Linked DNA regions of Homo sapiens: region 2 is linked to region 1. The links are chromatin loops, found by intact Hi-C in ENCODE. Cell type or tissue: CD4-positive, alpha-beta T cell. All regions are shown on one strand. Each heading gives the region's core, and the rest is flanking DNA. Links, peaks and the distances in the headings are about the cores only.

Region 1 (7,971 bases), core at 1,536-6,535:
TACCCAGCCCGGCTTCCATCCGTGATTTCAGCTAGGTCTTCTGGAGAACTTGCTGCGATCTCTCCGTCAGCACTTTTATGTTATGGAGACGGCTTCTTTCCTTAAACTTCATGAACTAGCCTCTGCTAGTTTCAGACTTCTTCTGTACTTTCCTACTATATACACCTACTATGTACCCACGAACTTTATTTATTTATTCATTTATTTGACAGGGATGAATGGAAGTGGAGGAAATGAAGTTACCACTTGTAGACAGCCCCTAGGCCCAGGGGCTGGGAGTGGGCGGCCCTGGCGGGGTCCAGTTCTGTGTCCTCCAGCAGAGCTGGGCCCGAGACTCGGCCGGGGCAGTCCGGGGAGGCCAGGGAGCCAGGCTGTCCTGGCTGAGCCCTGCTGCCGCCTCAGCGGTGGCCGGGAGAACAGGCTGCTCACTACCATCAGCCTGCACCAGCCACCCATCGCCTCTTTTCCGCACACAACCGGCCCCCGGGACAACCAGACACCACCGGACCGACTGGCTGCAGCTGGCGGTTCTGGGCCCGCTGAGTTGATTCAGGGCTCAAGGTTCCTCCTGTGTTGAGCCGGGGGGTTTCCTGCCGGGACAGGGGTGCTTGTGTCCGCCACCTCCCGGGCTCACACAGCAGAGAGCATCACGGGGACGTCCTCTTGGGCGCAGGGTACCAGCTTCACTGTGCCCTGGGGAATCCGATTCTCTGCACCCACCTCAGCTCGCCCCGCTTCTGCATGTTCTTTGTACTTTTATGGAGTCTCTGAAATTTCTATACTGCGCATGTATTAATTTTTAATAATAAAAATTACAAATAACACATTTGGATTTTATAAATTACGTTGCAGTCATAAAGCATGCTTTCCGCCAGGTGACGGTATAAGCCCATCAAATAGTTTGAGAGTACAATATTTGGCCTGAAATTGAACACTACTGCTGTTAATTGCTCAGTTGTTTATTTTGACATGTTACTTGCACAGGTGTTATTCATTATATTGGGTTTTTTTTTGAAAGAATGACTATAGATTTATTTGTAAAATTGGTATACAGAATAGGAGAAAAAAAAGTCACCAGTCGTGGCACTACTCAGGTATAGCCAAGGTTAAGGATCTGACATTTATCTATTTATCTTTATGTTTATCTTTATGTCGGGAAAGAGAAAAACAACACTTTTTTTTTTTTTTTTGAGGCAGAGTCTCACTCTGTCGCCCAGGCTGGAGTGCAGTGGCGCGATCTCGGCTCACTGCAAGCTCCGCCTCCTGGGTTCACGCCATTCTCCTGCCTCAGCCTCCCGAGTAGCTGGGACTACAGGCACCCGCCAACACGCCCGGCTAATTTTTTGTATTTTTTTAGTAGAGACAGGGTTTCACCGTGTTAGCCAGGATAGTCTCGATCTCCTGACCTTGTGATCCGCCTGCCTCGGCCTCCCAAAGTGCTGGGATTACAGGCATGAGCCACCACGCCTGGCCAACAACACTGTTTTTTAAAAAATGTGTCCCCCTCCATACAATTGGTTTTTAAATATTTTTTATTTTTGTGGGTATATAGTAGGTGTATATATTTATGGGGTACAAGAGATATTTTGATACAGGCATGCAATGCATGATAATCACATTGTGGTAATGGGGGAATCCATCCCCTCAAGCATTTATCATTTCTTTATGTTACAAGCAATCTAATTATATTCCTTTTGTGTTTTTTTGTTTGTTTGTTTTTGTTTTTGTTTTTTGAGACGGAGTCTCACTCTGCCACCCAGGCTGGAGTGCAGTGGCAGACAGATCTCGGCTCACTGCAAGCTCCACCTCCCCGGTTCAAGCGATTCTCCTGCCTCAGTCTCCCGAGCAGCTGGGACTACAGGCGCACACCACCACAACCAGCTAATTTTTATATTTTTAGTAGAGATGGGGTTTCACCATATTGGCCAGGCTGGTCTCAAACTCCTGACCTCATGATCCACCCTCCTCGGCCTCCCAAAGTGCTGGGATTACAGGTGTGAGCCACCGCGCTCGGCCTCTTTTAGTTATTTTTAACCTACAATACATTATTGTTGACTGTAGTCACCCTGTTGTGCTATCGAATACTGGATCTTATTCATTCTATTAATAATTATAGTTTTGTACCCGTTAACCATCCCACTCCCCACCCACTACCCTTGCCAGGCTCTGGTAACCATCCTTCTACTCTCTGTGACCATGAGTTCAATTGTTTTGATTTTTATCTCCCACAAATAAGTGAGAACATTCAAAGTCTGTCTTTCTGTACCTGGCTTATTTCACTTAACAATTGTTTTCTAATCTATCCTTTCACATTGAATGTATCTTGAGCGTTTTCCCAGTATCCCTAAATTCTTTGATATGGTGATTTCTAAAAGGTGCACTGTATTCCATCCTGTTGATGCACTGTGACTTGTTGCACTGATTTAAATTAGTCATTTAGGCTGTTTTAACTGTCCTTAAATTATAAAAGATTTCCCATATATAAAATATACAGAGAAGAGGCTAGGTGCCTATATACCCACAAAAATAAAAAAAATTTAAAAACCAATTGTATGGAGGGGGACAAATTTTTTTAAAAAAGTGTTGTCGGCTGGGCGTGGTGGCTCACGCCTGTAATCCCAACACTTTGGGAGGCCGAGGTGGGCGGATCACAAGGTCAGGAGATCGAGACCATCCTGGCCAACATGGTGAAACCCTGTCTCTACTAAAAAAAAAAAAAATTAGCTGGCTGTGGTGGCGCGTGCCTGTAATCCCAGCTACTAAGGAGGCTGAGGCAGGAGAATTGCTTGAACCAGGGAGTTGGAGGTTGCAGTGAGCCGAGATTGCGCCATTGCACTCCAGCCTAGCGACAGAGCGAGACTCCATCTCTCTCTCTCTACATATATATATATATATATATGTATATATATATATATATATATATGAGAATATTACAGCCACCCAGTGAATCACTATTCCATTTTAATATGTGTTAATTTGTTGCCATCTTTGCTTCAGACATTTTTAAGAAACAATAGTTTACAGGTAGAGTTGAATGGTTCCTCTATCCAGTTGATTCCTATCCTTCCATCCCACATGTAACCTCTAATCTGAAGGTTGTGTTTATCCTCCCTATCCCTGATCACAGACTTTAACTACAAAAGAATGTTTCCTAAACAATACAGTATTGTTCTGAGTTTTAAAGTTTCACACATACTCACAAGAGCATATCCTTTATTCACTTAACATTATGATTTAGAGATTTACCTATGTTGACTTAGACCTAGCTGATTTTTGCTGTCCTACTATATAATTTATAAATATAATATACTTTACTAACACATTCTCCTATTGACAAACACTTGGTTGTTTCCAATCATTGGGAATCAATGCGCTTGGGATGGGGCAGGTGCGGACTAGTGCCACCAGGGGGCGCGCGGAGAGCAGGATTGAATGGAGACGTGCGGCGTTTGGCACTCCTAGCGGAGGAATGGCTGAGCCTCTGCAGTTTCCAGGATACTGCCAAATCGCATTCCATAATGCCTCGGATTTCAGTTCTGCCAGTAGCGAATGAGATCCCATTTCCTCACATTCTCGCCACTACTGTGGGGTATGAGACTCGGCTTTGGCCTCTCTGAGGTCAAGCATCTTTTTATGCTTATTGGCTAGCAAGGTTTTGTCTTTGTGAATTTCCTACCCAGAGCCTTTGCTTCTCATCCCGTTAGGTTTGTCTTTTTCCCATTGATTTGTAGTTTTTAAAAATATATTCTTAATCCGGAGAGGATCTCTACAGCAAGCACGTGGCACGTGCAAACTGAGTAATTTAAGGTGAGTTTAACAAAGGGGCTGTGTGGGGCCCTCCCTATCCACCGATTCCATATCCCCAGATTCAATCAACCAGGGATTGAAAAAATTCAAACAAAAGTTCCAAAAAATGTTTCATTGGTTTGTTGTTGTTGTGGTGGTGGCGGTGGTGGTGGTGCTGTTGATGAGGTCTCACCATGTTGCCCAAGCTGGTCTTGAACTCCTGGCCTCAAGCAATCCCCCTGCCTCCTGCCTCACCCTCCTGCGGTCCACAATGTTCCACTGTGGCTGATGTGTACTGTGTAGTTAGACCTCAGACGGTTGCATCTGTGCTGAACATACACGGACCTTTTCTTGTCATTATTCCCCAAACGATACAGTACAACAACTATTTACATAGCATCTACATTGTATTAAATAGTATACATAATCTAGAGATGATTTAAAGTGTACAGGGGATGTGCCTAGCTTATATGCAAATATTACACCATTTCATATCATGGACTTGAGCATCCTTGGATTTGGGGATCTGTGGGGCATCCAGGAACCCATCTCCCACCACCCTGTGGATACAGAGAGATGGACGACTATATTTCTAAAAGCAGGAGCAGGTTGGGGGCAACCAACGAGGGCTGTTTCAGTACGAATGGCTGGCAACAGTGGGCGACATCTCAGCACCCCAGGCCTGAAATGGCAAACAAAAGTGTTGGGTGACCATTCTCCCTAGATGTCTCAGCATTCCCACAGAGTCTGGTTGCTGGGAGCAAAGGGCCCTGAGAAGCTCTGGTCAGTGCTGATTGGAGAGCCACCAGTCTTGGGAGCTACAGATAGCATCTAGTAAAGATAGAGATCGTCTCCCTCTGCAGAGGCATTCCCACATCCTAAAGCCTTCTCTGTCCCCTCCCAGGAGATAAGGGCTTACCTTCCAGCGTTACAGCCCAAGAGAGCTTTTCCCTCAGCCCCTGGGCAGCGAGTGACATTCCAGGTCATGTCTATGGAGGGGAGGACGGCAGGTCATGAAGTCACCTCAAGGAAAGCTCCAGCTCCCAATTCAGGGCTCCCCTCCTGCGGCGCAACCTGCACAGCTGCAGGCGAGCACCTGGCCCTCTGCGTGGCCCATGGGAATCGGGATGGTGGGGACCAACCCAGGAGCTTGCAGAGCTACTGCTTTCTGCTGTGAAGAACACACAGTCTGTGTCTCTGAACCGAGCCCTGCGATCTTTGGTCAGATGTGTGCATGGAACCAGCACAGGCTACCTCGTTCCCTGGCAAGAGGGGACAATCTCAGCCCTTTCGCAGTGTCTGACTTCATAGGAATGCGCAGAAGGTGAAGTGAACTGTGCTAACAGGAGCCACACTGCAGTGGAGGCAGGCAGCCAGCTCTGGGCTGTGTTATGAGGCCAGCGTTTCCATGATGCCAAAGAGAACGGGGGTTTCCAGGGACTGGGGGAGGGCAAAATGGAGAGACGTGCGTCAAGGGGTGCAAACTTTCAGTTTCACCAGATGAATACATTCCAGAGATGTCATGTATTGCACAGTGACTATAGGTGACAATATTGCACTGTGTACTTGAAATTTGCTAACAGGGTAGATCCTAAGTGTTCTCACCACAAAGAAAAAAACATAACTATGGGACGGGGTAGATATTTAATTAGCTTGATTGTGGGAATTATTTCACAATGTACACATATATCAAATCATCAAGTTGTACAAGTAAGATATAAACATAAAATTTGTTTCTAATTTAAAAATTGTATAGTAATTTCCCCACATAACGGGGCATAGTGGCTCACGCCCGCAATCCCAGCACTTTGGGAGGCTGAGGTGGGAAGATGGCTTGAGCCCAGGAGTTTGAGACCAGACTGGGCAACATAGCAACACTCCGTCTGTACAAAAGATAAGAAAATTAGCTGGGCATGGTGGCGCACATCTGTAGTCCCAGCTACTATGGAGGCTGATGCAGGAGGATTGGTCTAGACTGGGAGATTGAGGCTGCAGTGAACCATGATCACACTACTGTACTCCAGCCTGTGCAACAGAGCAAGACCCTGTCTCGAATAAAACAAAACAAAAGGAAACAAAAAAAAACACCAAAATCCCCCATACTTACTTTGTTTGCTTGCATTTAGATTTTGATCCATCTAGAGTTTATTTAGTTGAGATGTGAGTTTGGGATCTGTATGAGACAGAGTAAAAGCTAGTCTGTTTTAGAAAGGAGATTCATAAAATTCAGTGACTTGGCCGGGTGTGGTGGCTCACACCTGTAATCCTGGCACTTCAGGAGGCCGAGGCAGGTGGATCACCTGAGGTCAGGGATTCGAGGCCAGCCCGGCCAACATGGTGAAACCCTGTCCCTACTAAAAATACAAAAATTAGCCGCGCATCGTGGCACATGCCTGTAATCCCAGCTACTCGGGAGGCGGAGGCAGGAGAATCGCTTGAACCTGGGAGGTGGAAGTTGCAGTGAGCCGAGATCACACCACTGCACTCCAGCCTGGGTGACAGAGTGAGACTCCATCTCAAAAAATAACAATAATAATAATAATTCAGTGACTTAAACTACAAATCTCACCAAGTGACCGAGGTAGACACTCGAGATCACTGGGTGACTTGGTTCCAAAGAGTCATTTGGGGATTCAGGTTTCCTCTTGTTTCCGGTCCACCCCCTAGGATGTTGTCCTTGTCTCTAGCTTGATGGTGGGCTGCCTCCATCTGTGGGTAGCAGCAAGTGGCAAGAGGAAAGAGAGCATGAAGGACACACACCTCTAGGATGTCTTAAGTCCTGGGCCAGAATCCACACCTCTTACTTCTACCCACACTCCATGGACAACTTTAACATTATAGCCACCCCCAACCACAAATGGGGCCACCAAATGTATCCATGTGTCCTGCAAGAAGGGGAGAATGGATTCCAGTGACGATGGATACCAGTCCCTGCCAGAGAATTCAGCACAGATTTTCTCCAGGTGGCTGCAGCAGAGTTGCTCAATGGTTTTTGTTTTTGTTTTGTTTTTTTTTTTTTTTTTGAGACAGAGTCTGGCTTTGTCGCCCAGGCTGGAGTGCAGTGGCGCGATCTCGGCTCACTGTAACCTCTGCCTCCCGGGTTCAAGCAACTGTCCTGCCTCAGCCTCCCAAGTAGCTGGGATTACAGGCACCTACCACCATGCCCACTAATTTTTGTATTTTTAGTAGAGATGGGGTTTCACCATGTTGGCCAGGATGGTCTCGATCTCTTGACCTCATGATCTGCCCGCCTCGGCCTCCCAAAGTGCTGGGATTACAGGCGTGAGCCACCACACCCAGCCAGGTCAATGTTATTGATTGAATCGTGCCATTTTCCCCACACATTCGCACCCCCACTTTATCATGTGCTAATTTCTTATGCTGTGTACTCATTTCAGTTCCCTTCTTCATTAGCCTATCTGCTTACTAATGCTTCAGTAATGCACTTTTTCAATTATGCCAGCTTTACAGTGTCTTTCAGTATCAAACAGACCAAGTCCTGCCTTTTCCACTTAGTCTTCTTTTTTGCAATGTTTTCTGACTCTTTCACTGTGTTTTCCATTTTTAAGATAGCTTATCTATTGGTAAAAATATATTGTTATACTATTTGGGATTTTATAAAATTAGTAGATTAATTTGGTGATTTCCTATTCAAGCTCTTCCCTCTGGTCAAGACTTCCTTTGAGTCTTCTAGTAGTGCCTTAAGTTGTTGTTGTTGTTTTTAAATATAGATTTTGCCTATTTATTAAGTTCTTTTTTTTTTTTTTTTTTTTTTTTGAGACAGAGTCTTGCTTTGTCACCCAGGCTGGAGTACAGTGGTGCAATCTCGGCTCACTGCAACCTCAACCTCCCGGGTTCAAGTGATTCTCCTGCCTCAGCCTCCTGAGTAGCTGGGATTACAGGCGCCTGTCATCATGCCCGGCTAATTTTTGTACTTTTAGTAGAGATGGGGTTTTGCCATGTTGTCCTAGCTAGTCTTGAACTCCTGACCTCAAGTGATCTGCCTGCCTCAGCCTCCCAAAGTCCTGGGATTACACTTGACTGGAGCCACTGCACCCGGCCTGTTTCTTAAGTTCTTAAACATTAGTTTATCTGGTTATAGAGTTTTAAATTATCAGGTGTTTTCTTTCAGCTGGTGGAAGATATTATTCGTTGCATTCCTGCTTCTTTTGTTACTGGTGCGAT
Region 2 (7,971 bases), core at 1,722-6,721, 1.2 Mb before region 1:
TTTAGACCATGGGTCCTTTCCTTGTTTTGCCTCAGTGTGTGTAATATTTAATCAATCTAGGTTACAGCATAATTCTTTTCCAATAAGGAGCCAACTACTTTAAAGAAAGAGGAAAGAAACACGAAATGAGACTTAGTAATCAAGGACAGGTTTATTTTAGAGAAATAAACTTGAGAGGGTCTTCTGGCCAATTTTGGTCAGGAGCCTTCTCTCTTACAGACTGAGGATATTTAAGGGCTTTGGAAGGAGGGGCTTATCGTAGGTCTAGAATGTTTCTATGTGAGGGAAACTTAATTGCGGGGTTGGAATGTCTCTGGTTGGAGGGGAGGCTGTCTCGGGGTTGGCATGTTTCTGGTTGGAGAGGGGTTTATCTTAGGGTTGGAATGTTTCTGGTTATGCTGACATTAGCTATTAGGCTGATGTTTTAGGGCTGGATTTAGGTGGTTTTTTAATCAAGGGGAACTTAGAATGGTGGTGTTTGTTCAAGATGGAGATGCTCCCGCTCTGTCAACTACTGTCTGCACAAATCTGTTGCTTCGAAGGTTGGTATTAGTAAACACAATGGCCTGCATTTATAAAAGTGGGTTTTCAGTTCTTCATTTCAAGTTTACCTGTCATCTTTGGCATATGTCCCTAGAGCTCTGCTACCCTAGAAAATATACACATTACAAATGTAAATCATAAATAGTTTTGGCAGATGAAACACAAGACATCCCATTAAATTTGAATTTTTTTCCATTAGACATACTTGTACTAAAAATTTATCTGTTGTTTATCTGAAATTCAGCTGTAACGATAGGCATCCTGTATTTTTATTTGCTAAAAGTTTGGCAGTGCTAACCATATATGAACATTGTACATGTCCATAAAAGAGCAAGCATTTGATGAGAATGCATTAATATTTGTTTACATTCGTGAATAATATAACAAAATACAAATGGGATGCAAGTCAATAATGCAACTCATTTTCACTCAAGAAACACGTAGGTGGAAAATTCCCTTAATCAAAGCAAACCTTTGATCAGCTGCAAAATAAAAGACTTACTCTCACATGCCAGACATGTGTTAATGTGCGTAGCTAAAATAAAGCATGGGAGGCATATTAGACTCAGAAACGTCCTCTAAAACCATAACTGTAGTATCTGAAATCTCCCACAAATAATGAATGCAAGTCGGCACAGACTAACCCAACAGCAGCAAGTTGGGTAACATACATTATATGATAATCTAAGGCACTGTTCAGCAAACGTTTTCTGTAAAGACAAAGATAGCAAATATTTTCACCTGTGCAGACATACAGCCTATCACATCTACCCAACTCAGCCACTGTAGCTCGAGAGCAGGCATAGACACAGACACTCACAGTGGAATGTGTGTGCCAGTGTCCCAATAAAACTTTATTTACAGAAACAGGAAGTGGGCCAGAATTGTCCCACAAGCTCTAGTTTGCAAGCCCTACCTAAAAGGAGTTTGTTGGTACCTTCTTACTCTGTTGATAAGCTTTTTTTTTTCTCTCAAAGGAAGAAACAATTGTAAGAATTATTAAATGCTGTCAATCTTCTGTCATAGAATAACTAGGAAACTGAAAAGGCTTAGGTGGGTGAGATTATAAAAATTCAAACTATTCTAAGAGCAGTTAAGGGCAGATAGTTATGAATGAAATCAACTAGATTTTTAAATAACATCTAAATTGTGAGGGTCAAAAAGATGAAGAGGTCTGCTTATGTGGTGGACTAACCACATATATGATTTCCTCTCCTTTTCGAAGTTCACGATAATGACGTTAAATCAATGTATTAATGCATAGGAACAAACAGAATGGGGAAGACAGGAGTAGAGGAAATTTCAGCAAATTTTGGAAACTGGAAAGTGTATATAAAAGCACTACCTGGTTTGGAAACTAAGTATAATTAAAATGTGGGCTCTGTACACAGGCTCTGTCCTGTTTTGGGGGAGGGGTACAGTCAGAAATGAGGAATTTGGGCCCTGACTGAGAGTTTTTGAATTGAGATACACTACAGAATATGAGCAGTGAGCCTGATGGTGAGTTTGCTTCACCAATCTCAACCTCAGCTTTTCCGTCATCCTCAATCATCTCACCAGAGTCCAGTAATAAAGCAAAAAGAGCTATATGAAGAAATGTTGAACTAGAAAAGTCATTTTCCTTAAGGATTGCAATGTAAATAATTCTTTTCAGGTCTCAACATACAGTCCAATGGTGTCATTTATTGGGAAGAAGAATACCTTTAGCCATATAATAATAAAAACAAAGCACCTTCAAGGCCTGAACTAGTATGGGTTAATAATCCTGATTTGATCAAATGCAACTGATGATGTATGGATCTACCAGATCTTCATGTTACTTTGGATTAAAACATGCAGAATAAAAATATTCTACATGATTTCTTTTAGATTTCATGTGTTGTTCAATACCAATGGAAACCTAATTTACCAAAACACATAATACTATATATACTTAAATTATAGTCGATCCCATGTTATTTCATCTTATAAAATGTTTAATATTCTCCCATTAATAGCACATAAAATTATATGGGCTACTGGGCTGATTAACTTTTAGTTTTGTATTCTTTATTTTTTTTATGCAACAAACAGGAAAAGTAAGATCATAATGCCTAACAGAATTAGTAGATTTAAGTCTGAATTATTATAGATGGTCCTTAATTAATTATTCCCAAAAGCCTAACACCAACACCCATATTTACCAAAAGAATATTATGCCATTTATCATATTCCCTGCTTAATAAGAACTTGTAGTTTTTTACATCACACTACAATACTGCAAATTTTAAAATGCGGAACAACATACAGATTTATTCTTGTTTATGTAGTCTATAATAAAAAGTGGATAGGCTCATTTAATTAGCTGTTGATTGCTTTTGTTAATCAGTCTTATAAAAATGTCTATTGTAATCTATTTCTCAGTAGGTCTTATCATGTTTTATGAAAGGCATAGTAGCTCATTTATTTGAATTGAACTATTTAGCCTGACTGTTTTGACAAAAGGAGGTCTGATATGGTTAAGTACTTTGTTTTGTTTTTGTTTTTGTTTTGTCACTCTATCATCCAGGTTGGAGTGCAGTGGTGCTATCATAGCTCACTGCAGCCTTGACCTCCCAGGCTCAGTCAATTCTCCCACCTCAGCCTCCTGAGAAGCTGGGACTACAGCACCACCAAGTCTGGCTCACTTCTTAATTTAAAATTTTTTGTGTGTGTGGAGACAGAATCTCACTGTGTTGCTCAGGCTGATCTCGAACTCCTGGCAGCAAGGATTCCTCTCCCCTTGGCCTCCCAAAGTACAAAGATTAAAGGCGTGAGCCATGCCTGGCCTGAGTACTTCGAAAAGAGGACTGATTTGCTAACTGAAAAGAGGACTAATTTGAAATTTCCCATATATTGGAAAGCCTTGCACATAGATCTAAGATTTTGACAAAAACATGCATAAAGTAGATTTTTATTTTAAAAAATATCACCTTGGGAAAGGCTTATTATAATTCAACAATATTACAATTGTTCTCAACCCTGTGTTTATTGGAATAAAAAAATCCCTCTATAGGAAAGATTAACATGTAAAATTAATACTCATAGTAATGAGTAATAAATCCCTTTGAAATTCAGTGTTTCCAAATCTTTGTGTTCTCCAAATTGAAGGAATGGTCAATAGTGGTTCTCATGAGGAGGGGGATTGTTCAGGGAAGATTTGGCAGTGTGGAGGTACTTTTGGTCACCACAACTAGGAATATACTACTGACATCTAGTGGTAGAAGCCAGGAATGCAGCAAAACATCCTACAATGAATACACAGGACAGTCCTCCCTCCCCTCCAGGAATTATCCAGCCCCCAATGTCAATAGTGCCAAAGGTGAGAGACCATTATATATGAATATGTAAATAAATAATAACAGAAAAATGGAGGAAACCTCCACTGATCCCATTAAGAGATTCATGTCAATGAATTTTATTGAAAAATGATCAATGTTTATGTTTTAATCATATATACTTATATTTTAAATGCTGTATCTTATGTTGTTTTGATTAACTATGTGATAATAATAAATGTATTAATAACACAAGCTACAGGAAAGTTTTTAAACTCTTAGAGTCTTGTGGTTGCAAGAATTTTTGAAAAGTAAATATTTACAATTTGATGCAGTTTTGTTTTAGGTAAGTAAAATAAGTTATCAATAAAAGATTTTCAAATATCAAATAATATAACTTTAAGATAAAATTGTCTGAGGAGAGCAGAATAGAAATTAAACCCCAAGGAAAAAAACAAATGATTGAAAATTCTCCCCTGTTAAAGAAGAGCATTTTTAGGGATTTTAATTAACTATAACAGGTGTCAAACTGTTATGATAATTAGCTTACATCGGAAAAGTTTAAAAGCGTGATGTTGCAGCTCTGTCTTTAAATATTTACATTTGGAATATGCCAGAAATTTCATTCTTTCCATCTAGTTAAAATTATGATGTCAAATTGTAGATGTAACTAAAATGTGCCGGGAGATGCACAGGTTGGCAAGATTCTTTTAGAGAGTATTCAGGTAAAAATGTTTGAATACCACTGTTGTACAGAGCTGATCCAATTCCCTAAAATCGAGCTCTCAGGAAGTTAATTAAGGTTCCCCCTTTAGCCATAGGGGCCTGCAGACAAGTGGGTGATAAATCCCTTCCCTTTTGAAGGTCATAAGCCCCTTTCTGTCTCTTGTAGCCTAAAAGCATTTTGAACATCAACTTTACAAATCCAAATAGTCATCATGATATTAAAAGCTTTTAAATAATAATTACAAAATTATTGGGTTAACTGAATAACATTTTCATGCAATGATATCAAAGCAAAAAGATTTTTGCATTGTCAGACTCAAAGAAGGATCCTTTTGTACGAAGAGAAATGATCCTATAACTGCTTTGTTGGATTCTTAATTTAAATATTCATTAAGTGAATTTAACATATACAGTTCATAATCCTCTTCCTTTGAGAAAGAAAAGAGGTCATTTATCTGAGACTAAGAGCTTTCCCTACTTAACAAAACCCAAGGGCTAGAAATCTGAAGATTTATTTCAAATTTTCTTAAGGGCAGTTGAATAATGTATAAGATATACAACACCAGATGGCAGTATTTCCATGTTCTAGGGCATACACACACACATACACACACACACACACACACACACACACACACACACGCACGCACACATACAGAGACATATATATATCTATATACAAGTAGACAAAAAACGGTGTTTCTATAGTGACCAATATCGGGCAGGCAGACTTTAAAATCAGTATGACAATAGGCACAGATATTTACATCAGAAATTTCTCTTTACACTTGAGATATGTGACTCATTTTTCCCATATAGTTCACTTAAAAACAGTTTATAATTATTATTTTTTTTCTTATTTACTAAGGCAGCAACACATAGGTAGGTAATCCATATAAATATTGACAAACAATGAAAAGAAAAATGAGGGAAAAAATTACCGAAATTGCCAAGCTAGCATATAATATCAGCAAATTATGGCTTAATTTAAAGGTTTTCTTTCTTTAAACAACAAACTGTGTAGCTTTACCTGAGCCTAATATACTTACATGAAAGACTAATATATAGATAAGGAGATGTAGTCATATACAAATTACATGAAAAATGTACATACACGTTAAAGAGAGGAAAACAATTTTTCTTTTCACGTATATTCCATAGTTGGTTGCAAAAATACAATTAGTTAACTTTTCAGAATTAACCTGAAAAAGTTTGTATCTGTGAAGCCAGTGAGATCTGTTACTTTGAAGTTGCATAAACTTTATAGGCTCTTAAAAAAAAAAAACAAAAAACCTCAATATCTTATTCAATTGCTTCCTTTCTAAGAAAAGGAATTATTCACCCACCTGGTTCTCAGTACTAAAAGAGGAAACCAGCATGAAATTGCCTAATCTAGCACATATTAAGCATAATAGGTGTTTATTAAAACAATAATCATTGATTAGTTATTATTGCTTGTTAATTAGGATTATCTTTAAAATGAGGATGTGGTGTATGAATCACTCAAGAAGAAGACCAACCCTAAGGAAATTAGGAATTTTCTAGCTCCCAAGTCCCCTCTTCCTATGCTTTGCTGCTCCGTCAGGTGGAATATCAAGCCAATTACACCGTGGGGTTTTTTTTTTTTTTTTGCCAATTTTGTACCCACTATTACTCTCATCAAGATTAGATTTTATACATTACTATTAACTTAAAAGAAAAATACATTACTATTAACTTAAAAGAAAGTTTTCTTTTAACACATATATATTGATGCCTGTTGTATCCCATTTAGTTTACAAGGCAAACATATACATTTTATTCCACTGTGCTCATCTGACAATCCAAAAACAGAGGATTCGACTAGGAAGTTTTGTGACTTAGGTCCCAGAGCAAATAAAGTGTAGATTCTGGGGGTTTCAGCAAAGGTCTGTCTCTTCCCTTGGTCCATGCACTCAGTAATGCTCCAGGCTACCCTGGACAAATCTTTCCTTGTTAGAAGAAACACAAACACCAGCAGAGCAGAGAAGTTTTGTAGAAGGCACACACCATGACAGCAGTCAGGGGCCCTGAAAAAAAGCGACCATAATCCAATACACTCCCGCTCCTCTTCTGGGTTTCTCCATCCTACTCAGGCTTCAAACATGCATCTTTTCACTGTCCCTGGAGCATATTTTCAAATCATTTGGACAGATGGGTTGCTTAGGCTTTGAGTTCCCTATTTATGTGGGGTGTTCAGAATGGAGTATTGGCGTGGAATTTACAGGCACTGATTTCTTCTAGCCCTTGTCATCACCATCATCGTCATCATCATCATCATCACCATCATCATCATCATCATCAAGATCTCAGATTAAGCGTTTCCTCCCTGTAAGTTTCTTCTCAATTTCTGACACTAACTCCAAAGACCATGCATGTGCCAGACTGCCCTGATGATGGTTGTACAGGGTTGATCCAATTCCCTTAAAATGGACTCTCAGGCAATTCAGGTTCCTGCTTTAGCCATAGGGGCCTGCAGACACATGGGTGATAAATCCCTTCCCTTTTGAAGGCCATAAGCCCTTTTCTGTCTCTTGTAGCTGAAAAGCATTTTGAACACCAACTTTACAAATGCAAATAGTCATTCATGATATTAAAAGCTTTTAAATAATAATTTCAAAATTGTTGGGCTAACTGAATAACATTTTCGTGCAATGAGATCAAAGCAAAAAAAATTTTGCAGTGTCAGACTTAAAGAAGGATCCTTTTGTATGAAGAGAAATGATCTTGTAACTGCTTTGTTGGATTCTTAATTCAAATATTCATTAATTGAATGTAACATATACGGTATTTAGAATCCTCTTCCTTTGAGAAACAAAAGAACACATTTATCTGAGACTAAGAGCTTTCCCTGCTTAGCAAAACCCGAGGGCTAGAAATCTGAAGATTTATTTCAAATTTTCTCAAGGGCAGTTGAATAATGTTTAAGATATAACACCAGATGGCAGTATTTCCATGTTCTAGATCACACACACACACACACACACACACACACACACACACACACGTGTGTGTGTGTGTATATATATATATACATATATATAATATATTTGTATATATATATGTATATACACAAGTAGACAAAAAACAGTGTTTCTATAGTGACCAATGTCGGGCAGGGAGACTTTAAAATCAGTATTGACAATAGACACAGATATTTACATCAGAAATTTATCTTTATACTTGAGATATGTGACTCATTTTTCCCATATAGTTCACTTAAAAAACAGTTCACAATTATTATTATTTTTCTTATTTACTGAAGCAGCAACACATAGGTAGGTAACCCATATAAATATTGACAAACAATGAAAAGAAAAAATGAGCAAAATTTGGCGAAATTGCCAAACTAGCATATAATATCAGCAAATTATGGCTCAATTTAAAG

Evidence for each region. Peaks named below come from ENCODE experiments on the same cell type or tissue, not always from the same donor. Only the 100,000 strongest peaks of a DNase experiment are listed, where the experiment ranks them.
Region 2: it touches region 1 in a loop (3-fold over the local background); 6 of 110 quality-filtered maps call a loop at or near these places.

What each region holds. Positions count from the first base shown.
Region 1 is chrX:9,992,529-10,000,499 of GRCh38, forward strand. No RefSeq gene overlaps it. Among named protein-coding and RNA genes, the nearest start is that of WWC3, 19 kb to the right of the region's middle. RefSeq lists an enhancer at 4,988-5,367. In CD4-positive, alpha-beta T cell, for the core only: CTCF peaks have their summits at 3,415 (motif pointing right) and 3,618; DNase peaks (open chromatin) are centred at 3,433 and 5,223.
Region 2 is chrX:8,811,856-8,819,826 of GRCh38, forward strand. No RefSeq gene overlaps it. Among named protein-coding and RNA genes, the nearest start is that of FAM9A, 14 kb to the left of the region's middle. In CD4-positive, alpha-beta T cell, for the core only: CTCF peaks have their summits at 3,815 (motif pointing left) and 4,017; a DNase peak (open chromatin) is centred at 3,786.